Linked DNA regions of Homo sapiens: region 2 is linked to region 1. A link is an interaction called in ENCODE POLR2A ChIA-PET data of the cell type or tissue named here. Cell type or tissue: K562. All regions are shown on one strand. Each heading gives the region's core, and the rest is flanking DNA. Links, peaks and the distances in the headings are about the cores only. Region 1 holds the start of LINC02354 (long intergenic non-protein coding RNA 2354). Region 2 overlaps SENP1 (SUMO specific peptidase 1).

The links. ChIA-PET counts read pairs that join two places held together with the same protein. Peaks named below come from ENCODE experiments on the same cell type or tissue, not always from the same donor. Only the 100,000 strongest peaks of a DNase experiment are listed, where the experiment ranks them.
Region 2: POLR2A ChIA-PET joins it to region 1 with 6 read pairs; 2 of 35 experiments call an interaction of 5 or more read pairs at or near these places.

Annotation. Positions count from the first base shown.
Region 1 is chr12:47,826,835-47,832,212 of GRCh38, reverse strand. LINC02354 (long intergenic non-protein coding RNA 2354) reads right to left here and starts at 3,056. Exons shown (of 3, transcript XR_007063292.1): 1 at 2,683-3,056. RefSeq lists enhancers at 132-181, 3,918-4,097. In K562, for the core only: no CTCF peak of the experiment used is centred there; DNase peaks (open chromatin) are centred at 2,385, 2,822 and 3,112; H3K4me3 peaks cover 706 bases.
Region 2 is chr12:48,050,114-48,055,491 of GRCh38, reverse strand. The region is part of intron 13 of SENP1 (SUMO specific peptidase 1); the gene reads left to right. It also overlaps the pseudogene RPL37P19. Among named protein-coding and RNA genes, the nearest start is that of COL2A1, 48 kb to the right of the region's middle. In K562, for the core only: no CTCF peak of the experiment used is centred there; no DNase peak of the experiment used is centred there.

The DNA of each region.
Region 1 (5,378 bases), core at 121-5,120:
TATATGGGAGGGAATCTGCAGTGAGCACCTGGCCATCACCCCTCACGGTGGGCTTTTTCCTATCAGGAGAATGCTGAGTTGATACCCACAGTGACCGCACCTGCCTTGCGGTCGGAGCTCAGTCTATTAAGTTGCCAGATAAATGCATTTGTGGCCTCTGGAAGGTTGTCAGGGCCCTTGCTATAGCTGAGACCCAAATCTCAGCTTCTGGTCAACCCTCATTCCCGCTCTCCGCAATGTTAAGACTCATTAAATGAGACCAAAACCATATATACCCATTCCACCCTACATAATCATTACCTATGACACATATTTCCTCTTCACCTTCTCCTCCATGCCTATATGTTTTTTAATACAGTTGCAATCATGGGGTATGTACCAATCTCTATTCTCTTGTGATGCTGTGTTGCATATAAACATCTTCCTAACAGCTTCATAGTTTTCTATTAAGTGGAAATATAGTATCATAATTTACCTCCACAATTTTCCAATCATAAGTGTTCAAATTGTCTCTAATTTTCTATATTATAGGCAGTGTGATGGGGGACATCATTAGGCACATACTCCGCTCCTCCTCCCCCAATTTTGACTATAGAAATCTAGTTTAGGATACACTGGGTGGGGTTATTGAGCCAAAGGGTAACAGCACATTATAGCTCTTACTATATATTGCCAAACTGATTTCAAAAGAGGTTACGCCATTACCGACAGCACACACACTTCACCGAGCTCTCGCTAATGTTTCAAAAAGGCACCTACCTTTGTCTCATTTTAATTGGCATTACTTTGAGGACGATCAGGTTGAACATACCCCTACCTCTGCTTGTGAGTTGTGTTTCCTCTGTACCAGGAGAGTCTGTTTCTGGGCTTTGAACTTTAGTCTCCACTGTTCTAGTGCTTCTTAACAGTTTGTGTGAGCTCTCTTTATAAGAATGATTTTAGGGCCGGGTGCGGTGGCTCATACCTGTAATCCCAGCACTTTGGGAGGCCGAGGCAGGCAGATTGCCTGAGGTCAGACCAGCCTGGCCAACATGGTGAAACCCTGTCTCTACTAAAAATATAGAAATTAGCCGGGCTTGGTGGCGGGTGCCTGTAGTCCCAGCTACTCGGGAGGCTGAGGCAGGAGAATCACTTGAACCTGGGAGTCGGAGGTTGCAGTGAGCCCTGATCATGCCATTGCACTCCAGCCTGGGCCACAGAGCAAGACTTCATCTCAAACAAAAACAAACAACAACAAAAAAATGATTTTAAAGCATTGTCAACTGCAACCGTGTGCGAGTCTCTCCTTCTTGATATTCTCTCCCACTTGGGATTCCGATGCACTTCCTCTTGCTTCATTGAAATCTGTGACTGCTCCCGGCCTGCTCCAGCTTCCACTCCTCGCCCATCTGAAGTCTTTGTTTTCTCAGGTTTCTGTATTTAGCCATCTTCCCTGCCCTCCCCTTCTCTCCTCTCTTCTCCCCTGCTCTTGTGGTGTCATTCATTCCTACAATTTCCTCTCTCACTGATGACCTCCAAATTCTTCCCTGAGCTCCAGATACCAACTGTCCACTCAACAACCCCCCTTGCTCATCCCACCAACACCTCAAACTCCACCTGTGCAAAGCTCCATTCTGCATTTTCCTCCAAATTTGCTTCTCCTCCCATATTCCTTAACTCAGCTACTCAAATACCTTTGGGTTTGGAGTCGCTTTTGGAAGAGGAAAGAGGAAGGTGGAGGCTAATGCGCCTGAAGAGGTAATCGGATTCTATCAACCTTCTGCTCAGAGAAGGAGCACTGGGAAGGGCAGGAGAAGGCCAGTTGTCAGGGAAGATGCTGCTCTATGCCTCAATTTCCTTGCCTGCCTGGACACTAAAACGGATCCAGGTCTAGAGATAGATGCTTGAAACCCAAAGGGAGTGGTCACCCTCCTAGAGCAAATTAACCCTTAACACTGGCCTCACCAGCTTTTTCCTTCACCTCTTGAGCCTCTTCCCCAATAAGAGACTGGAAGGGATGAAGAAGAGGTAAAGCTATAAGTCTAAACTTGTGCTGTCCATACAGTAGCCAGTGGCCACATGTGGCTACTAAGCACTTGAAATGTGGCCAGTCAGAATTGAAATGTGCTGTTAGTATAAAATATACACTGGCTTTCAAACACTTAGTATGGAAAAAAAATGTAAAAGATTTCATTAGTAATTTTTTATTTTGATTGCATACCAAAATAATGTTTTAGATTTACTATATTAGGTTACATAAATATACTACTAAAATGAATTTCACCTGTTTATTTTTCCTTTTTTTGATGTGGCTAATAGAAAATAAGTTACATATGTGGCTCACATTCCGTTTCTATTGGACAGCGCTTATCTAGACCCTCCCAGCAGGTGAAGTGTGGGGCTCCAGGCTCGGGAGACAAGGGCAGTACATGACAGACACAGGTGCAGGCCCTACTACAGGTGTGGGCCAGCCAGAGCTCCAACCAGATGTCTCCAGACAGACACTGAAGGACAGATTCTCAGTGGCCAGCCTCACTCAGGCGAAGCAAAGCCAGGCAACATTTCCTGGATAATTCCTTCAGTCTTTGACTTCATGAGGGTCTCTGGACTGAGGCTTAGCTCTCCTGAGCTTGTCCCTGTAGATGCCCCATTATTCTGGAAAAACACTCACCCAGGACCACCCAGACCTTTGGATCCCCTCACCTTGATAGTTCATTGGAAGATTTTTCTATCACTCCACCTGGGCCAGGTCCTGGATCTCTTTCCAGAAGCCCAGAGGTGTCCTTCCTCCTGTCTAGAGCCCTCCCTCCCACGCACTCTGTCTTAGGCTTAGCTCACCACAGGCTGGGAGGGGATGAGAGATGGAGGTGTGCTCAACTTGACCTCGAACTTCCATGTACACTACCTGGGTCACAGGCACATTTTGAGCTCCATTTCTAATGCCTATAGAAGGGAACAGGAGGGGACGAGGGGTGGCAGATATACTCCATTGGGCTGCCCTTCTCTGTCTCATTCTCCTTTTCCTGTGCCCCGGCTGCGCCATTTGAGGGCACTGAAGCTGGGGCCCAGTCTGCGTGGGTCTGCCCCTCCCTCTCCTTGCCTAGATGACTCCACCTCTCCCAGGTCCTGGCTGGGATCCGAAGGCCCCAGGCAAGTGGGGGAAGGGGAGCCACTCCCACTTTCCCAGAAGCTGCTGCTGCCTCTTCCTGTTTTGCTAAAACTCTGGCTCTGGACTCAAGCAAAGAGGGGGAAGTCACCAGCTCCTGCCCCCCGCCCCAAAAGGTCAACCTTGCCCCCCTGGTCCTCTTATTTATAGCCCCCACTACCCACCACCCCCCCACCCCCCGGCCCCAGGCCCTGGCTAAGGAGCTGGATGTCTCCTCCCTCAAATAGCAGCTGTGGCCATTGCCCCAGGGATACAGCCAGATGGGCAGATCACTCCAGATGTGCAGTGTTTCGGGAGGGGAGGCCAGGCCCTTTCTGCAGTCCCTGTGGTACTCCCCGCAGCCTGGTCCTGGTTCCCCTCAACTTCAAGACAACACTTGAGGATTTCAGGAGGATCAGGAAGGTTGCACCTATTTTCCCATTTCTGTAGCCTGGCCAAGCTACCCTGTATACCCTAGAAAGGTCAGCTTGGGCGATAGGCCCTACTGGATTCATTTGCATAAATCAGCTCAGTGCTCACTTTGAGACCTCAAATTATAGAGGAAAACAGGCTTAGGGAGACAGAAGAGACAGGACACTGTCTCTCTTCTATTACTGATGTGAGCATTGGAGCTCTGTCCCTAACAGCCCAATGTGTGCCAGGCACTGTAGTTAAGTACTTCATGTCCCAATCTCATCGGTCCTCGCAAAACCCTAATATAGCAGGCACTTCATACCCTAATCTGCAGATGGGAAACCAAGACTCCTCAAGGTTAAATAATATACGTAAGGTCAAGCAGTGGGGAAGCAACAAGCTCCAGCCCAAGCAGCTCGACACCAAATCCTTGCTCTTAACCACAGTACAACACCTCCTCACTCTGTCCATTCTTCTGGGTACTTTTAAATGATCTCTTTTTTTCTTTCTTTCGTTTTGAGGTGGAGTCTCACTCTGTCACCCGGGCTGGAATGCAGTAGCACGATCTCAGCTCACTGCAAACTCTGCCTTCTGGATTCAAGCAATTCTCCTGCCTCAGCCTCCGGAGTAGCTGAGATTACAGGTGCCTGCCACCACGCCTGGCTAATTTTTGTGTTTTTAGTAGAGACGGGGTTTTGCCATGTTGGCCGGGCTGGTCTTGAACTCCTGACCTCAGGTAATCTGCCCACTTCAGCCTCCCAAAATGCTGGGTTTACAGGTGTGAGCCACCACGCAGGCCTAAATGATCTCTTAAAAGCTCAGTGCAGGGGGCCAGGCATGGTGGCTCACACCTGTAATCCCAGCACTTTGGGAGGCCGAGACAGGTGGATCACCTGAGGTCAGGACTTCAAGACCAGCCTGGCTAACATGGTGAAACCCTGTTTCTACTAAAAATACAAAAAAATTAGCCAGGTGTGGTGGTGTGTGCCTGTAATCCCAGCTACTCGGGAGGCTGAGGCAGGAGAATCGCTTGAACCCGGAAGGCAGTAGTTGCAGTGAGCCGAGATTGCATCATTGCACTCCAGCTTGGGCAACAAGAGCCAAACTCTGTCTAAAAAAAAAAAAAAATGCTCAGTGCAGGGAACCCTGGAGCCCAGGACTCAGGGCCTGCCCAAGGGAGATGTCTGCACATTGTCTCTGCCTCCTCTGCCTTCCCACCCCTAGCCATTTAGACCAAGCTGGAGTGAGGGATCTGTTGAGGCAGAGATTTCTAGAATCACTGTTCTGGGTTTCCTCAGACCCCAAGCACAAAGGAGAGCAGGTGAGGGCAGAACTATTGCCCCAACCCACATTGATCCCAGGATCCATTAGGTGTCTCCCAGCTTGGAACTCTGGTGACTCTGAATCCTCCCTCTCCTTTGCAGCATATGTTATTCGAGTCCCTCATCCAACCGTTTTCTCCACTCCAGGTTCTGTTCTTAGATTGTATCCTGCTCCCCAGGAGGTGATGAATTCCTCACTGTGGCTTTTTTTTTTTTTTTTGCCTCTGTGCCTGAGAGTCTGACACGGTGCCTGGCAAAGAGTAGATGCTCAACAAATGTGTGTTGATGAAGAGGAGTATAATGGTGATCATCATGGGTGGAGTTTTTCAAGGTCTCAGCCAGGGCACCCTCGCTCACCTCCCAGCTTAGCCACCCTCAGCTCATTGCTCTCTTTCCTGCCTCTAGTCTCCTGACTCACAGGTGCATAATCCAAACTCACCCTAAAAGACACTCCTGGGGAAAGAGAGGTGAGTGTCTTCAGGCCAAGACCTTCTCAGGGGTCTCTCCTGGAGATTCTG
Region 2 (5,378 bases), core at 244-5,243, 220 kb before region 1:
AATGGCCCTCATGAGCCAGAAGAATAGCTGCTGACTGATGCCTGGGGGACCAAGCCCATAATTGTGGAGCTGGAGCCGCACTGTGTCCCTTGCTTCAGTCTGATCTTTGGGGAGCCTGCACAGTTCTGACCTCAGTTAAGAGCTAAGGGAAGAGATTTGGGAATGTTTGGCCCTGTGTAACAGCAAAAGGATTCATTGGTGAGGGTGTCTGGCAGGTATCCGTAAAGATAATAAGATGAAGGGAACATCGCCGTTTGGAAAGTGTCGTGATATGATACACAAGTTGTGCTGCCTCTGTGGCTCTAAGGCATACCACCTTCAGAAGTCAACCTGTGGCAAATGTGGCTCCCCTGCCAAGCGCAAGAGAAAGTGTAACTGGACTGCCACGGCTAAAAGAAAATACCACGGCGACTGGTTGAATGAAGCACCTAAACATTGTATACTGCAGATTTAGGCATGGATTCTTTGCAGGAACAACACCTACACCCAAGAGGGCAGCAGTTGTGTCATCCAGTTCATCTTAAGAATTTCAATGATTAGTCACACAATAAATATTCCGGTTTTTAAAAATGTATATATTTTAAACATATATATGTTTATATGTATATGTTATATCTGTATTACATATATGTGAAAAGAGGCAGAGATTGTCAGATTGGATTAAAAAGCTGTCTGTAAGAAACTATTTATTATTTATTTTTGAGACGGAGTTTTGGTCTTGTTGCCCAGGCTGGAGTACAATGGCATGATCTTGGCTCACTGCAACCTCAGCCTCCCAGGTTCAAGCGATTCTCCTGCCCCAGCCCCCCGAGTAGCTGGGATTACAAGCACCTGCCACCACACCCAGCTAATTTGTCTATTTTTAGTAGAGATGGGGTTTCACCATGTTGGCCAGCCTGGTCTTGAACTCCTGACCTCAGGTGACCCACCTGCCTTGGCCTCCCAAAGTGCTGGGATTACAGATGTGAGCCACTGCGCCTGGCCAAGGAACCATTTTAAATGTAAAGACATAGGTTTACAAAAGTTAAGGGACAGAAAAAATATACCCTGCAAACATGACTCAAAAAAGTGACTTATTAACATTATACAAATTAGATTTCAGAACAAGGAATATTATCAGTAATAGAGACATTTCTTAATGATAAAGGGGTCAGTTCATCAAGAAGGCTTAGCAACCTAAATATGTACACACCTAATAACAGAACTTCGAAATACGTGAAGCATAATCTGATAGAACTGAAAGGAGAAATAGACAAATCTATTACTGTTGGAGGTTTCACTGCCTCTGAGTAATGGATAGAATAAGTAGAAAATCAGTAAGGATATAGAAGACTGGAACAGGTAGATCGATCCTATGCACCCAAATGTTTGTACACCAGGAACACTTCCTCTACTCAGCCCTCTATGCCCTATCCTACGTGAAGCAGGATAACTGGAGCATTTCCTGTCTCTCTATTATTTTCCCCCCAAGACCCTATTCTCCCTCTCATTCCTTGCTGTCAATTTACGTGGATGAATTGGAAAAATAGCAAGCTGACATGTCTCTTTTTTGGGGGATGGGTTCTACTCTATAAACCCATATTAGTTATTACCAGTTGTTTCCAATTGGAAAAGCATTGGACTGTTGGAATACAGTATTTCTAACTTCACCAGCTAGTGAAAGGCCAATGAGGAACAAACTCATAGGAAATATGGGGGACAGGACGATGGTGAAAGAGGAATTTAGAATCTACATAGCAGACTGTAATTACACTGAAACTACAGCTAACCAGGCAGACTAATTACCTACTTGGTAAGCTTCATCTCTGAAAAGAAAGAGATATCTCTCAGCTATTCAGCATCACAATAGCCTGGTGTGTAGAGAGCATATTCTTACTTGATTGGTGGCATAAAATAAGAAGCAAAACTTTATGGGGAAGTACTAAAGTCACCCGATTTTTATTGCAGAGTCAGAATCTGGAACCAGAGCACTTGCATTTTGATGAACATTCTTTTTTTTTTTTTTTTTTTTCCTGAGACAGGGTCTCACTCTGTAATCCAGGCTAGAGTGCAGTGGTGTGATCATAGCTCACTGCAGCCTCAAACTCCCGAGCTAAAGTGATCCTCCTGCCTCAGCCTCCCAAGGAGCTGGGACCACAGGAATGTGCCACCATGCCTGGCTTTTTTGTTGGTTTTTAGTTTTTAGAGAGAAAGTCTCACTATATTGCCCAGCCTGGTCTCGAATTCCTGGCCTCAAGTGATCCTACCACCTTAGCCTCCTAAAGTGCTAGGATTACAGGCAGGAGCCCACACCCAGCTTTGTCTAGCATTCTAACTTTCAGAATATATATTTTTGATGGGAACGGGGGGAATTGGTAGTGGTCATAGTTTGATAATTTTTCCAAGGAGTAGTTAAATCTGAGTGATGCTCAGTAAAGAGAGGAAACAACCTGCAAAACATTAAGTTCAACCAGACAAACCTAGCCTTAGGAATAGGTTTTCCTTAGAGAATAAAAGCTGATTGCATAAGAAGGAAAAAAACTAGGCAAAATGAAATAAATTAGTTAAGTGACTATGATGAATCCACCATTGCTGTACACTTACGTGTAGAATAAAACGATCAGAACTAAAGTTTTCTAACGTGACTCTTTGGCTTCCACATTATTATGGTTTATCTCTTTGAAGTGTTTCTAAATAGAACTAGCCCTGATTAACCAGGGATTTATGCAAGGTCACATGGAGAATAGTAGTTATTCTCCATAAATGACTCCATAAACATGTTGCTTGCCTGTCTTTCTCTAAAAGTTTAGCTTTAATTCTGATAATTTGTTCCTTGAATTGGCATGTAAGAAAAATTCTGTGTGCATGTTTGCAGTGAGGGAAACCTGCCTTCCTGGTTTCTATAATATTACTAGGTTAGCTCCTGTGAGTGAATGACCTGAACCATACTATTCAAATGCTGCTGTTAGTCTCTTGGACTTTGTGGTTGATAAGGGTAAATTTAATTTGAAAATCAGAATGGGGAGGTCAAGGTGAAAATCTAGAGAGGTAAAATTGGAAAAATGGCTTTTGTCCCCCCAAAAGTTGTCTTGATCTCTGCTCAGAAGTATTGTCATGCCCAGGCCTTTTAGAACATTTTTTCTCAAGCTAATTAGAAGAGTTCAAACTATAAGCATGAGAATGGCTAAAAATCAAGACTTTACTGGTAGTGAAATGTTTTATTTCTAAAAACATGAGAAAACAATAGTTTGGCTGGTTTACTGGGGAAGAAGGAAGATACAAATAGCATTGGTCGTTTATGTCATTGTGGTAATGTACAGGAAAAAGATTGAATCCTTAGTTTGAAAACATTGTAGGCTTTTCTCTGAAAGAAAAGCTTTTTTCAGCTTCAGCCTGGCAGCTCTTCAAATAAAATCTCAAAGGAACAAGGCACTATAAACAACCCACCCATCCCTAAACATGACTGCATAGACAAGTAGATGCTTATGGCCAAGGCTGCAAAGGCAGCAGGAAGGGTAGCTCCTTAAGCACCAAGAGCCACAGTGAGCAAATAGAGGCAAGTGTGGGTCCCAGAAAAGGTGACAGGTGGACTAATGTTGACAGTTAGTCCTCAGATTGTGGTATATTGGTGAGACAAATAGCAAGCACAGGACTCATCTACTTTTAGCTCATTTCAAAGGGAATTTAGGATCTGCTGGTGCTAAGAGAGTCTTGTTTGAGGAAAGGGCTGTTGCCAACTTGGCGTCGGGGACAGTTGTCTTCACAAAAGTCAAGCAAATGCTGTGACCATCACTGCTCCTCTTTCATCTTGAACACTGTGATCCCTTCTCTCATTTCTTTTTCCTTCATCTTCAGCCCTCCTCTGTGAGATGACATGTAGGACTTTTTTGTTCTCTCTTAGCTCATTTTTTTGGTTTAATTGTGTCTTGGCTGAACTATGGCAATTTTCCTCATTTGGATGGTGTAATAGCTAAAAAAATTGAGGAGAAAGACTTGAATCCAGATTCTGCCTTGGATGTCAGATTTACATTCTCAGCTAATGTGGGGAGCATTGAGGTCACCAAACTCCCTTCTACTGGGATCTAGGGGAAATGAAAAAGAACCCAGATCATTCCTTAGAGCTAATTAACTAGTTGACTTTGGAGGCCATTTTCCTCTCAGTTGAGAAACTTTGGTTGGGTGCAGCAATGGAAGAGGAATTCTCAAAGGGAACAGATACCATGGTGTCTGATGACTGGGGTTCTCTGTTCTTGTTCAGCTGTGTTGGTCTTTAGCTTTCTAGTGAACCCTCTGAAGGTGAAAAAACAAGCAAAACTCAGGCTGTGTAAGTCCAGCTAAGCTTCCTTGGTTTCTGGAACTCTTTCCTCTTGAAAAATAGAATAGTGATGTATAGCATGACACTCATTTATGTCATTCTTTTTTTTTTTTTTCACTTCAGACTTACGATTCCAGAGGTAATCTCTGATAGGCACCTAGGGGAGATGTATTTCCATGGCTGTCATGTGCTTCACCGTCCTTATCTCTCTGCCTGATTCCTTTCACCTCCTGCTTCAGTCCTTATTTCTTGTTGGAATATATAAGCTGTCTGCCCCTATGGAAGGTTTCGCTTACAGTAACTGGCAGATCATCTGCTTATGTCTTGGATTGAAGGGTTTACCCTATAACATGGCCAACATTATAAGATGGGTAGAAGGCCAGAGGAATCAGTGAATTCCTTCTTGCCAATTTTTCCTCATTAGAGAACATAGTTTACAGCCTAGAAATCTGTACTTGCTGGGAAGATCCTACTGCATTTATGGCTGCCTTCGGAAACCTAGAGGCAGTCTTTAGCACCATTATCCTGAGGGGCAGAGTTAGACTGAAAACTTATAGTTAAGAAATACCTGATTCTAATTGTGTCTTGATTAATTATTATCTGTAACAACTGATCTCCAGTTATCTATTGGGCATCACACTAGGCAGAGAATAAGCCACAACCTGAGTCCTTTGGGCTGACTGGGCCTGTTGCTCAGTCATCAGCTGCAGAGAAAACAGTGTCTTTCTTCAGTCCTAGCCTTCCCCTACCTCAGAGCTCTGCCTCATGGCGAGTGTGGTTTTCCCGCAGCTGCCTAGGCATCCTCATCTATAGGCCCTTTCTCTGGTCTAGACCGTGCTCCGGTGTGTTCCTGGCAGTGTTCCCCTGCTGCCTACCCAGTATGTCGTTGCTTACTGTTGGGCAGTAGCTCACTGTTCTGGCATCCTGGTGTGTAAATATTTGTCAAAGAACAGGGGCATTTTCCCATTCCCCAAAAAGCATTCTGAAAAATGTGCCTGTTTTCTTAGTCATATTTCCAAGCCGTGGATCAGTTAGCCCATTCATTCCTTGCAGTTGACAGACACTGGCCTGACCTCAGCTGGCC